2 separate regions of the Homo sapiens genome follow, and region 2 is linked to region 1. The links are chromatin loops, found by intact Hi-C in ENCODE. Cell type or tissue: psoas muscle. All regions are shown on one strand. Links, peaks and the distances in the headings refer to the core of each region. The heading gives the core; the rest is flanking DNA. Region 1 overlaps FREM1 (FRAS1 related extracellular matrix 1). Region 2 has its middle 190 kb from the start of TTC39B.

Region 1 (5,382 bases), core at 318-5,317:
TAAAACAAATTCTGGTTTAGCAATCCACCACAAAAGAGTTGTGGTGCCTGAGCACCATTGCAAAACTATAAAAAGAAAGCTGAAATGATACACATTTGAGACAAGCAAAATCTTTCTTACAGTCTTAGGTTTGTGATATCTTAATGTGCTTTTGATTCTATTGATCATGAAATCACATTCTACCTACTGAAGCCAATTTCACAATAACACTGATTTAAATGATCTTTGTAGCATTACAATATGTAATTTTTATTTCAATAAGATTAAGAGTATCATGAAATTATGCAAACAAGGCACAATATTAAAACTCCAAAAAGTTAGGAAATCGTTACTATCCAATGGGACTGACAAATTCACTGTACACCAAAGAAATGTACTTAGAAATAATCACAGAATTGTGCCTTGTTAGCTTTTCTCCATGTACCATAGTTGCTGGAAATATTCGTAGAGGATGCACTCTTCTATTCCACCGATACAAAAACCTCTAAAACTAATGCTTTCGTAGAATGTATAAACTATACATAACATTTTTATGTATAAATTTTATATACATATATAAATTGTATATTTTCTTTGGAAGTTCTTTTTTAACTAGAGAAGGTATGGCATTTATATTTATTTTACAAATCTGGCAGATTTGACTAACAATCCCTTTATTCTTTGTGAAATGTGTCTTGTCCTTCAGGGTTTGAGCATTGATCCTTTTGAGCATGAAGAAACCTGAAGCTATTAGATAGTGTGAAAGCAACGAGTCAACCAGCCTGCCTGCGACCACGGACTCAGGGAGGGCAGTTAGACAAAAAGTAAAAAGAGATGAGTTTGGCTGAGTACTGATATTGCTTTGAAGGCTATGCTGAAGTTTTTTAGTTTTCTAATTATCTAGTTAATAAGACTGTTGACAAGGAAAATATATCTGATTTGATGCAAAGAAAAAGAAATCTATGTCCAAAAAGTTAAAATTGCTAAGTGAAATACAACAAATAAAGTAAATTTTGACATTTCACACACCTCGACTTGTAAAGAATGAAACCTCATACATTTCCCCCACAGCAGCATTTTTTACACCTTGAATAAAGGTATTCAGTTACCTTTAGAATTATAGATTGAGCAAAATCACATAATTTTCTCAAAACAAACCAATCAGTTTTCCTTTCATAAAATTAAACCTTTGATAAGTATATTTTTAACAAATTGGGCAATTTCATTACTGGATCATGAGGCATTTATAAAAATCAATTATTTATTAAAAAAAATAAAAGAGGCTGGTGCAGTGGCTCACACCTGTAAACCCAGTACCTTGGCTGGCCAAGGCGGGCAGATGGCTTGAGTCCAGGAGTTCAATATCAGCCTGGGTAACATGGCAAAACCCTTTCTCTACAAAAAATACAAAATTTAGCTGGGTGTGGTGCGTGCCTGTAGCCCCAGCTACTAGGGAGGCTGAGGTGGAAGGATCACTTGATCCTGGGAGGTTGAGGCTACAGTGAGCCATGAACGTGCCACCGCACTCCAGCCTGGGCAACAGACAGAGAACCTGTCTCAAAAAAAAAAAAAAAAAAAAAAAGAGGAAAGGAAAGGGAGGGAAGGGAGGGGAGGGAGGGGAGGGAGGGGAGGGAGGGAAGGGAAGGGAAGGGAAGGGAAGGGAAGGGAAGGGAAGGGAAGGGAAGGGAAGGGAAGGGAAGGAAAGGAAAGGAAGTCAGGCGCGGTAGCTCACGCCTATAGCTTGGACACTCTGGGAGGCTGGGGTGGGTGGAGCGCTCGAGCTCAGGAGTTTGAGACCAGCCTGGGCAACATGGCAAAAGCCCATCTTAAAAAAAGAAAAATAATTTTAAAAAAGAAAATAAAGGAACCTAGAAAAATATGTCTGTTCTTCAAACTTTTTACTTAGTCACCTTCACAGTTTCAAAAGTAAACTGATATACATTTTTAGGTATAAAATTATGCTTTATTTCTCAGGCAGAGCCTGAGAACAGAGTTATGCCTTTATTCTATTGTTTTTCTGTTACTTTTTCATATTCCCCCCAGATCCTATCATCTGACCCACAATAAAATAGGAAGGAGGCTAGGTGCTCCCTCAGTGCCTCCAAGTTCCCTTTTTCCCATTTTCCCCCTCCAGAAATATGTTTCACACCTCTCATTCTACCCTGTTTCACATTAAACTGGCTCTCTGTTCCTTACCAGATCCCTGTATCAAGTGTGCTCTGTGGAGAGTGTTAAATCAGCCATTGGTACCTTAGCGCAAATATAAGCCAAAGGACGTGTATTTTTAGCATTAGCATTAATTGTAGAGCTATAGACATTGTGCACTATTAAAAGTATGTCAAATATCAGCAGAGAAGGAAGAAGAAAGAAGGGGAGAGATGGGACCAGGAGCAACAAACCCAAATGCAAGCTTGAGTGAGTGCCAGGGACTCCATCAGAGGCGGCCATCTTGAATATCTAATTCTGACTTTCCTCCCTGCAGACTGAATTGCAAGAATGCCTGACGGGGTCCTCAAAGCTCATCTCAGGACGGCCACATCTACTCGATGCGTGCATGGCCTCTGTGAGGTCACCGCAGTTGTCTTATGATCCAGGCTGTCCATCTCAAACCCCTCCCTGCTGGAAGATCGTGATCTGCCCACGTTGGAAACAGGCAGCCTGCCATCAGACAGATGGGAGTGAGGGCACGCGGGCCACAGACCACAGAAGAGTAAGAAATATGTTTTCTGAGGCCAGCGCTCCTATCTGGGACACCAAGGCAGCTGTCAGTGCTGACCTAAAGCTAATAGGCCAGGGGTGAAAATGATGCAATTTCTAAACATGACTGGATCAAATAACATCATTCCACTTTCACAAGTAACAGTGCAAACTACTCACAGGCAGAGAGACATCATCAGAGAGAGGGACAGAATGAATGGTTACGGTTGAGTTCCCAGTCAAAATAAAGCTAGCAGTACACGTGAAAAAAGGTCAGTGCTGTTCATGTCTGGAAAAGCTGATCAATCAGATGGTCTTCCAAATACCCCCTCCCCTAAATCCTCCAAATACATTCTCAATGTTTAAAACCATAAAGCCATTGCTATGTTGGTATCCATTCTGAGGTGAAGAAGTTGGTGGTAGCAGCTCCTTCTGTGGATCCATTTTGTTTAATTTCCCTTGTTACATCCCCCTGAGAAGAGATGCAGCCAAGATGACCACCGCTCTCATGAAATTTGGGGAATAACTCTCAGATTTGACTGGGGTGCCTGCCTGGTCTGATTTCACCATTACCACGGTGCTTTCAAGCTTTCTGCATTGCCTGGCAATAGAGTTGGCTGAAGAAGCTGCCATCTGTCATGGCATTTAAGAGATAAAAATGGAATCATAAATAGCGCCAGCTCCTCAGAAAAAAAAAAAAAAAAAGTCCAGCCGGCATGTCAAAATGGAGGACATTAGCATGTTCTTTTAGTACCCGGCTGCCAGCAGCTGAAGTCAGCTTGCTAATCACTCGGTGTCATCTGTCCTAGAACATGCTGCCAAATCTTTCTTCCAGGCCAGCAGCACCAAACAATGCAGGAGAAATTTATGATTCACAAAATATTTTTGCAGAAGGTAAAATCTGACTATTAAACTCCCCCATTTAATTAATGCTGCCATAGCTTACATTAAAAATGGAAGGGGGAAAATCCTCTGCCACAGAATTTATCTCTTCTACCCAGCCAAATTCCTTGCCAAATTTAACAGCAAGCAACATAAATTTAGGTGATTAGATTGGTTGCATATATTTAATTTTTAAAAAGCACCATGATCACACTTTCATTAAAACAGGCTTTCAGCTTTGGTTTAGCGCCACTTGACAAACAACATAGCAGTCCGTGATTGGGTTAGTGAAATGACAAGATTAAAATTTGGGTCTTGGGCAGACGCTAGGCTCTTCCATTATAAATATGTAAAACTGCTGGCCAAATATCAGAATGACACATTGAGGAGGTTCCTTCACACAAATGCATATTCTCCACAAATTTTTGGTACAACGAGGTATAATGGAAAGAACCTTCTACTGGAAATGAGCTCTGAGCCCCAAATTCAGCAGTGATACTCAGTTATGTCAGTTTAGGTGACTTCCTTTGCCTCTTGGAACCTTGGTTTTCTCATGTGTACAATGGGAACACTATTGCATCTCTCGCAAGGTGGTGTCATAAGGCTTAAGAAAAATAACATATAAAAAAAGTCCAGGACATTCTCTGGTGCATTGCAGGTGTTCAGGCAATGCTAGCTTTCCTATGTGTAAATAAGGGATTGCACCAAATCAATGCTTTTCAGCCTTTATTGTTTATTTTCTCCCTAAAACCTTGTTTCCTAATCTTGAGTAATTGAAACCATATTTTTGCCATATGCCTGTACTATGTGTACTCTTATTATTTACTAGTTTTCTATCAATTCAATTTTTAACTTGAATCAATGTATTTAAAAGGAAACCTTTTAACTACTAAAAACTGAATACTTGCAAGCATAAAAAATTTGTTTTCTTATATTTAGTTTTATGGTATTTATAGTACTGTTTTTAGTATCAACACCCACACACACTCACACACAACACACACACCTAAGTTCCATCAGTACATTGGGCTGAAGGCCCCAGAATCTCAATCTCTGGGAGGCCCTAAAAAGGCTTCTATAAATTCTTTTTTTTGAGATGGAGTTTCGCTCTTGTTGCCCAGGCTGGAGTGTAGTGGCACCATCGTGGCTCACTGCAACTTCTGCCTCCCGGGCTCAAGCAATTCTCTTGCCACAGCCTCCTAAGTAGCTAGGATTACAGGTGCCCGCCACCACTCCCAACTAATTTTTTGTATTTTTAGTAGAGACGGGGTTTCGCCATGTTGGCCAGGCTGGTCTCGAACTCCTGACCTCAGGTGATCCACCTGCCTCGTCCTCCTAAAGTGCTGGGATTACAGGCGTGAGCCACTGCCCCAGCCTCAACTTCCATAAATTCTTGAGGCTCCTCAGAACAATTCAGAACAACAGACTAGACCAGACTATTGATGGCTAGTCCTGACTGCATCAGAATTACCTGAAGATATCTTTCAAAAATACAGATTTCTGGGCCTGAGACTGGACTTACCAAAGTTGCCTCTCTGGGGTAAGGCCCAAGAATTTGCATTTTGTAGTTCTCTCTGGCAATTATCTGAGGATCCAGAAATGTAGAAATTCCTGGGATAAATGATTTCTAAAATGCCATCTAATAAGACTTTCTCTGGATGCAAATTAGGAAATTTTTACAGTATTGCCAATCGTTTCATACGGAGGTTTTGTTCTTTATTCTCACCATTCGATTAATATCTAACCTTCATTTCTGAACATCTTTATGCATTCAGTCCTGTGTTCTCCAGCAAGGTCACTGGTTTCTTCAAGACAGTCACTAAT
Region 2 (5,382 bases), core at 258-5,257, 330 kb after region 1:
GCCATAGCAAACATCTCTCCCACTGGCAAAGTGAAGGAAAGAGGTAAATATTACGACTACCCAGTAAATCCAAAAGGACATAATTATAATCCTTGAAAGGCTCTACTAAAAATAATGTGTTCAATTTAGCATGCTGGAATTAATGTAATTTGTACAGGTTTTATAAAATAGTATTTGTTATTTCTGTTTATAAAACAGAAAATTTTGTATTGTAGAAGATTAATAAACTACATTAAACTTCTGAAGAAGATAACAAAAATCACCCAAATTCTACAACTCAGAGATTAAACACATAATATTAATGGGTTTCCTTCTAGTTTATTCCTATGCACAAATATGTTGGGTTTTCTTTTTTCAGAATTATGATCGTACTATCTGTTCAATGTTTGACCCTACTAAGATTTACTGTTTAAAAGTAAACACTTTCTACTGTCATAGTTTTTGAAAATGTGATTTTTAGCAATGTGTAATATCCTCTTATATAGATTTCTTGTAGGAATCATTAGTGATTTTTAACTTTTTACTTTAAAAAATAAAGCTGCAGTAAACATCTTTGCTCATTAATCTTGCTCCAAATCTTTGCTTTTTTAAGATAGATTCCTAGAAGTGGAATTATTACAAAGACTATATTTTAAGCCAATTAATGCCAACCAATTGCTTTCCAAAAAGACATAAGATGATACCCACTTACATTTTTATCAGCAATGCATGAATACTCATCTTACCAAACCTTCGCCAGCACCAAATTTCTTAACTCCTAAAATGGAAAAGTGTACTTCACACAAAATAATTGATATCTTGACAATAAGGTTATTTTGTCTACTTCTTGGTTAAAATTTGAATATTAATTTATGATAATTCAGTCAAAGTTAGTTATTATATAATCTCTATTACGGTCAGTCTTGTGGTTGAATTGGTTGTGTATTCCTTTATCTGTTGCCACCATCACTGGTTTACGAGCCTCTGGAAAGCAGCAAGGGATATTATGTACCTCCCACACCACCTAGAACAGTATCTTGTACACAGTTCATGTTCAACAATTATTTGTGGAGTGGAATTGATTATGCTATCTAGCCTTTAGGAATATGTCAGCCAATCTTGGGAAAGGGTGAGATATAGATTTCAATAGACAGATGCCTATCTTCTAGTCACCATAGTTTTGTTAAGATCAGGGAAAAATAAAAACAAACCACAGAAAACCATCTTGGCAGTGACAACACTGGCAAACCTTATACTAGATCAAGATCTTTCAAATTTTTGGCCCTGACCCAGAATAAGAACATTTACATGACTCAGCACACACATACATCTATAGAGATCTATAATTAAAATAAACAGTTTATTCTTCTCTATGCTACCTGTGAAATAATCTACTGTTTCCTTTTCTATTTCAATGTTTAAGAAATGTTCAATTTTTAAGGAATTTTTAAGGACTAAAGACAACATTTCCCAACTCCTTTGTAGGACCATTCACAGGTTACAAGAATAACCAAATTATTTCACAATAGATGGTTTGGAAAACAACTCATTTGAGCAAGATCATAATTGACCACTAGTCCTGTGGCAGCCTTATAGGCCAGCTGCTTCCATACCTATCAGAGGTTGGGGAGACCTTCCTTGGCTTTCACCTTTTCTTTCCTACACATGCAAGTCTACAGAGGCTGCCTTGAACCCATAAGGTCCCACCAGTGGGCCCTTGTTTTCTTAGACTACAGCTCCAGGCAACAGTTGGTAAACCTACACTAGTGTTGCAGACTGACCTGTGTCTCAAGGAAGTTCAATGTGAATAAATCTTTAATTGTTAAATGTAGAACTTGTACAATGAAAATAGACGGCAATATTATAATCAACTTAAGTGGATGAAAACACTTAGGAAGGAGGAATAGATTTCACATTTAGTCCTCGGATTCAACTGATTTTCTCTAGAAATCAGAGCAACTCAGAAATATGACTTCAGCTTTTTCAAATTCCAAATGTGAGTTTTCATCACAGGTTGCTGAAGGCCACAATAGTTTTCACAAGGTTGAAGAAGCTGCCTTTTTCCTTCTTAGAAGCTCTAGCAACCATTTTCTGACCCTGAGATTCACAAGCAATCAACACCTCTACTAATTTCCAGAAACTCGAGTCCCGAATCATGGCATTTCTGATAAAGGCTACAAATGAGGCAATTCTTGATAAGATGAAGGGGGAAATAGCAAAGACTCACAGCGTGCAAGGTCTCCAATACCCTCACAAACCCTCCAAGTCCAGCTCTTCATGCCAGCAGAGAAAACTCTAGGTTGACGCAAAATGCAGATCACTTTGCCCTTGTGATACAGTCAATCATCTCCTGGGGATAGAGCTATAAAACAAATATACTAGCTAAAAACAATTGTTTAATAAAAACTACCCTAACAAAAGACAAGCATCCAAGTAAACCTACTACTTTACTCATAGTTATTTGAATAGTTATGTCCTAAGTACCATATTAAAAGTCTTACAAGAATTATCTCATTTTCCAGATGGAGGAGATGAGACACAGAAGATGTAAATAATTCATCTGTGCAAGAAGGCAGTTGTCTCCTAAAATCTATTATCCTCTTCTTATTTTAATAATAAACCTCTGAGTTTTAGCTGGGCACATAACCACCAGACTAAAGACAACATTTCTCAACGCCTTTGTAGGACCATTGTCTACAATGGCATTGTCTACTATGGCAGCTTGAGCTGCCATAACAAAATACCGTAGACTGAGTGGCTTAAGCAACAGAAATTTATCTCTCACAGTTCTGGAAGCTGGTAAGTCCAAGATCAACGTGTTGGCCAGTTTGGTTCCTGGTGAGGGCTCTCTTCCTGGCTTGCAAATGGCAGTCTTCTTGCTGTGTCCTCTCACAAGGCAGAGAGAGATGGAGAGACAGCAAACTCTCTGGTTTCTTCCTAGAAAGGAGCTAATCCCATCAATAAGGACCCCACTCTAATGACCTCATGTAAACCTAAGAACCTCCCAAGGTTCCACCTCCTAATGCCATCACTTTAGGGGTTAAGGCTTCAGCATATAAATTTGGATGGTGGACACAAACATTCAGTTCATAACAGCCATAGAGTTAAGTCTTAGGCAATGGGCTGTGACTGAAAGTGACCCATTGACTTGTCCCATAAAGAGACATGCTCTCCACTTCTCTTCTTTCCTTCCCAGTGGCTGAGATGCAGATTTGGTGATGGGAGCTGGAGCTCTGCTTTGGACCACAAAACAGATGCTGTGGGTTGAAGGTGGAAGAGCAATGAGAAACTAGATACTGTGAGGTTGTCACATAAACCCTAATGTGTATAGGGTGATACAAACCTCTATCCTATTGGAGCCACTTTACTTTGGCCTTTGCTACAACAGCTGAATCTGCATCGTAACTAATTCATTATCCAGGTCGCAACACTGATAAATAACAGAGCCTGTTATTTGAACTCAAATCTGTGTAAATCCAAAGCCCAGTCTCTTACTGACTATACAGTACTGCCTGCAAAAACCAAAAGGTTAAAGTATAACAAAAGGAGGTCAAGCTGACACCCAGAGAAAGTGCTAAATGCAAAATAATTTTAGCTCTTTGAGGTCTGAAACAAGCCTGTGCCACTTACACTAAAAGTTCACGTGTCCCAATTGTGAATAAAAACACTAATAAACATTCGGAAGAATGGAGGAGCATGCCGCAAAACTGAACTACCCAAGTACAATTCTGACAGTGGCAGATAAGGGCTGGATTCAGGTTTACTGTGGGAAGCAACAATTGTAAACCACCCACGGTGATAACACCATATCAGGGACACTTCCCAGTTGAAGTCCACTGTGGTAGCACCAAGGTTCTTTGGTTGTGGTCACCTCTCACCCCACTCACCTAAGGCGTTTCTAAAGCCCAGCTCCCAGTAGCACCCTAGAGCCTGAAATTGGAGAGCAGTCACTTGGAGATCTACACTGTGAATGAATCAGGTCTGGTCCTACAGGCTAGCCCACTCCGAGAACCTAAGCAGGCATTTCCCCCTCAGCAGGAAAGCCTCCGTTTCCATCCCAAAGCCGCTCTGGGAACATTCATTTGATTTAGTTGAAATGGACAAACAAAACCTAAATCATCTGGTTTTAGACCTGAAAGATTTTCAAATCCAGCAAGTAAGCACTCTTTACGCGTTTTTCTATCTACACCCCACCCCTGCCGATGCCCTCACCACCTCCTCCCTGCCACCTTGTGACACAAACACTGTGAGAAAGCACTTTAATGCAAACAGGAGGATTGTGAAGAAACTGTGCCTGTTTCTTTCATTTCTGAAGACATTACTAAAATCCATTCTGACCCAAATGCAGAGCTAGGGGCCACATCTCACAGCCAAGCAACAAGGATTCCAAGCCAAAACAGCCCCAGCTTTTTGTGACTGTGGAAGAATGTAGTCCAGAAATGGTTTCCAGCCTGCCCAGTGGCAGAAACCGAAATCCGACACCCCAGAGAGAGTCCCAATTCCCTGTAAACAAAGAAGGGAGGAATCGTTTACTACAGCCACTGAAGTCTTAATGTAAGGCTCCAAGTATGTCAGGCACACCAAACAAATTTAGCTTCACCACCTGTTCCGGAAAAGAAACGCCCAGCCAAAATCCCCCCAAAAGTGCACAGATATTCTCAGTGTGGATTAGCTGGGAGTCTTTTCAAATATATTCTATATTAGAGTTTGTAAACTGGGCACTTGATGTATACCACATGGCTGCCGCGTAAGACGTGAAGTTTTTGTTCTGTGCCTCAGAAAATCACACTCTTTTGCTCCATAGTTTTCAGATAAAATTTTACAAAATGGTAAGAAATCCTAAAAAAGAAAGAAAAAAGAAAAAAAAAGAAGAAAGGAGCTTACAGTCTTATTGGAGGAAAAACACACGTACTTGAAAAATTCCATTATCTAAGAGGTATGCAGACAGTGTGGTTAATTGCCAAAAAAAAAAGTGGGCTAGGTGATAATTGATAAAACACAGATGTGTAAGCATGTCAGGGCCAAGAGGTATAAAATGCCATTGTATAGACAGGTGACAGAAAAGTAATGCCTCAGTTAAGCCATGCAAAGGGTCAAAAAAATAAAATCAGGGCAAATGCCAAAATCTAGTTCCACTCAACATTTACTTGCAAAGCACCTTCTAGTCTATGGATTCTGATAGATCAAATTGAGAATGCCTGTAAATTGTTTAGGAAAATGCCAAGCACCTGCTAAACTTTCAACAAATGCTCATTGCTCCAGTTGCTGTTAAGACAAAACTACGCACCCAGGGTATGCTGCACCTCCCATGAACTTGCTGAACTTCTATCCTTCCTTTAAGACTCAACTCAAACCTCCTCTCTGAAGCTTTCCTTGGCCCCAGGTCCCCTCCCCAGGCAGTGT

What was found. A loop is a pair of places that touch in the nucleus more often than their neighbours do. Peaks named below come from ENCODE experiments on the same cell type or tissue, not always from the same donor. Only the 100,000 strongest peaks of a DNase experiment are listed, where the experiment ranks them.
Region 2: it touches region 1 in a loop (2.5-fold over the local background); 1 of 110 quality-filtered maps calls a loop at or near these places.

What each region holds. Positions count from the first base shown.
Region 1 is chr9:14,777,070-14,782,451 of GRCh38, forward strand. All of the region lies in intron 24 of FREM1 (FRAS1 related extracellular matrix 1), which reads right to left. Among named protein-coding and RNA genes, the nearest start is that of CER1, 57 kb to the left of the region's middle. In psoas muscle, for the core only: no CTCF peak of the experiment used is centred there; DNase peaks (open chromatin) are centred at 2,642 and 3,442; H3K4me3 peaks cover 1,034 bases; H3K27ac peaks cover 3,886 bases.
Region 2 is chr9:15,111,987-15,117,368 of GRCh38, forward strand. No RefSeq gene overlaps it. Among named protein-coding and RNA genes, the nearest start is that of TTC39B, 190 kb to the right of the region's middle. In psoas muscle, for the core only: no CTCF peak of the experiment used is centred there; no DNase peak of the experiment used is centred there; H3K4me3 peaks cover 1,078 bases; H3K27ac peaks cover 1,439 bases.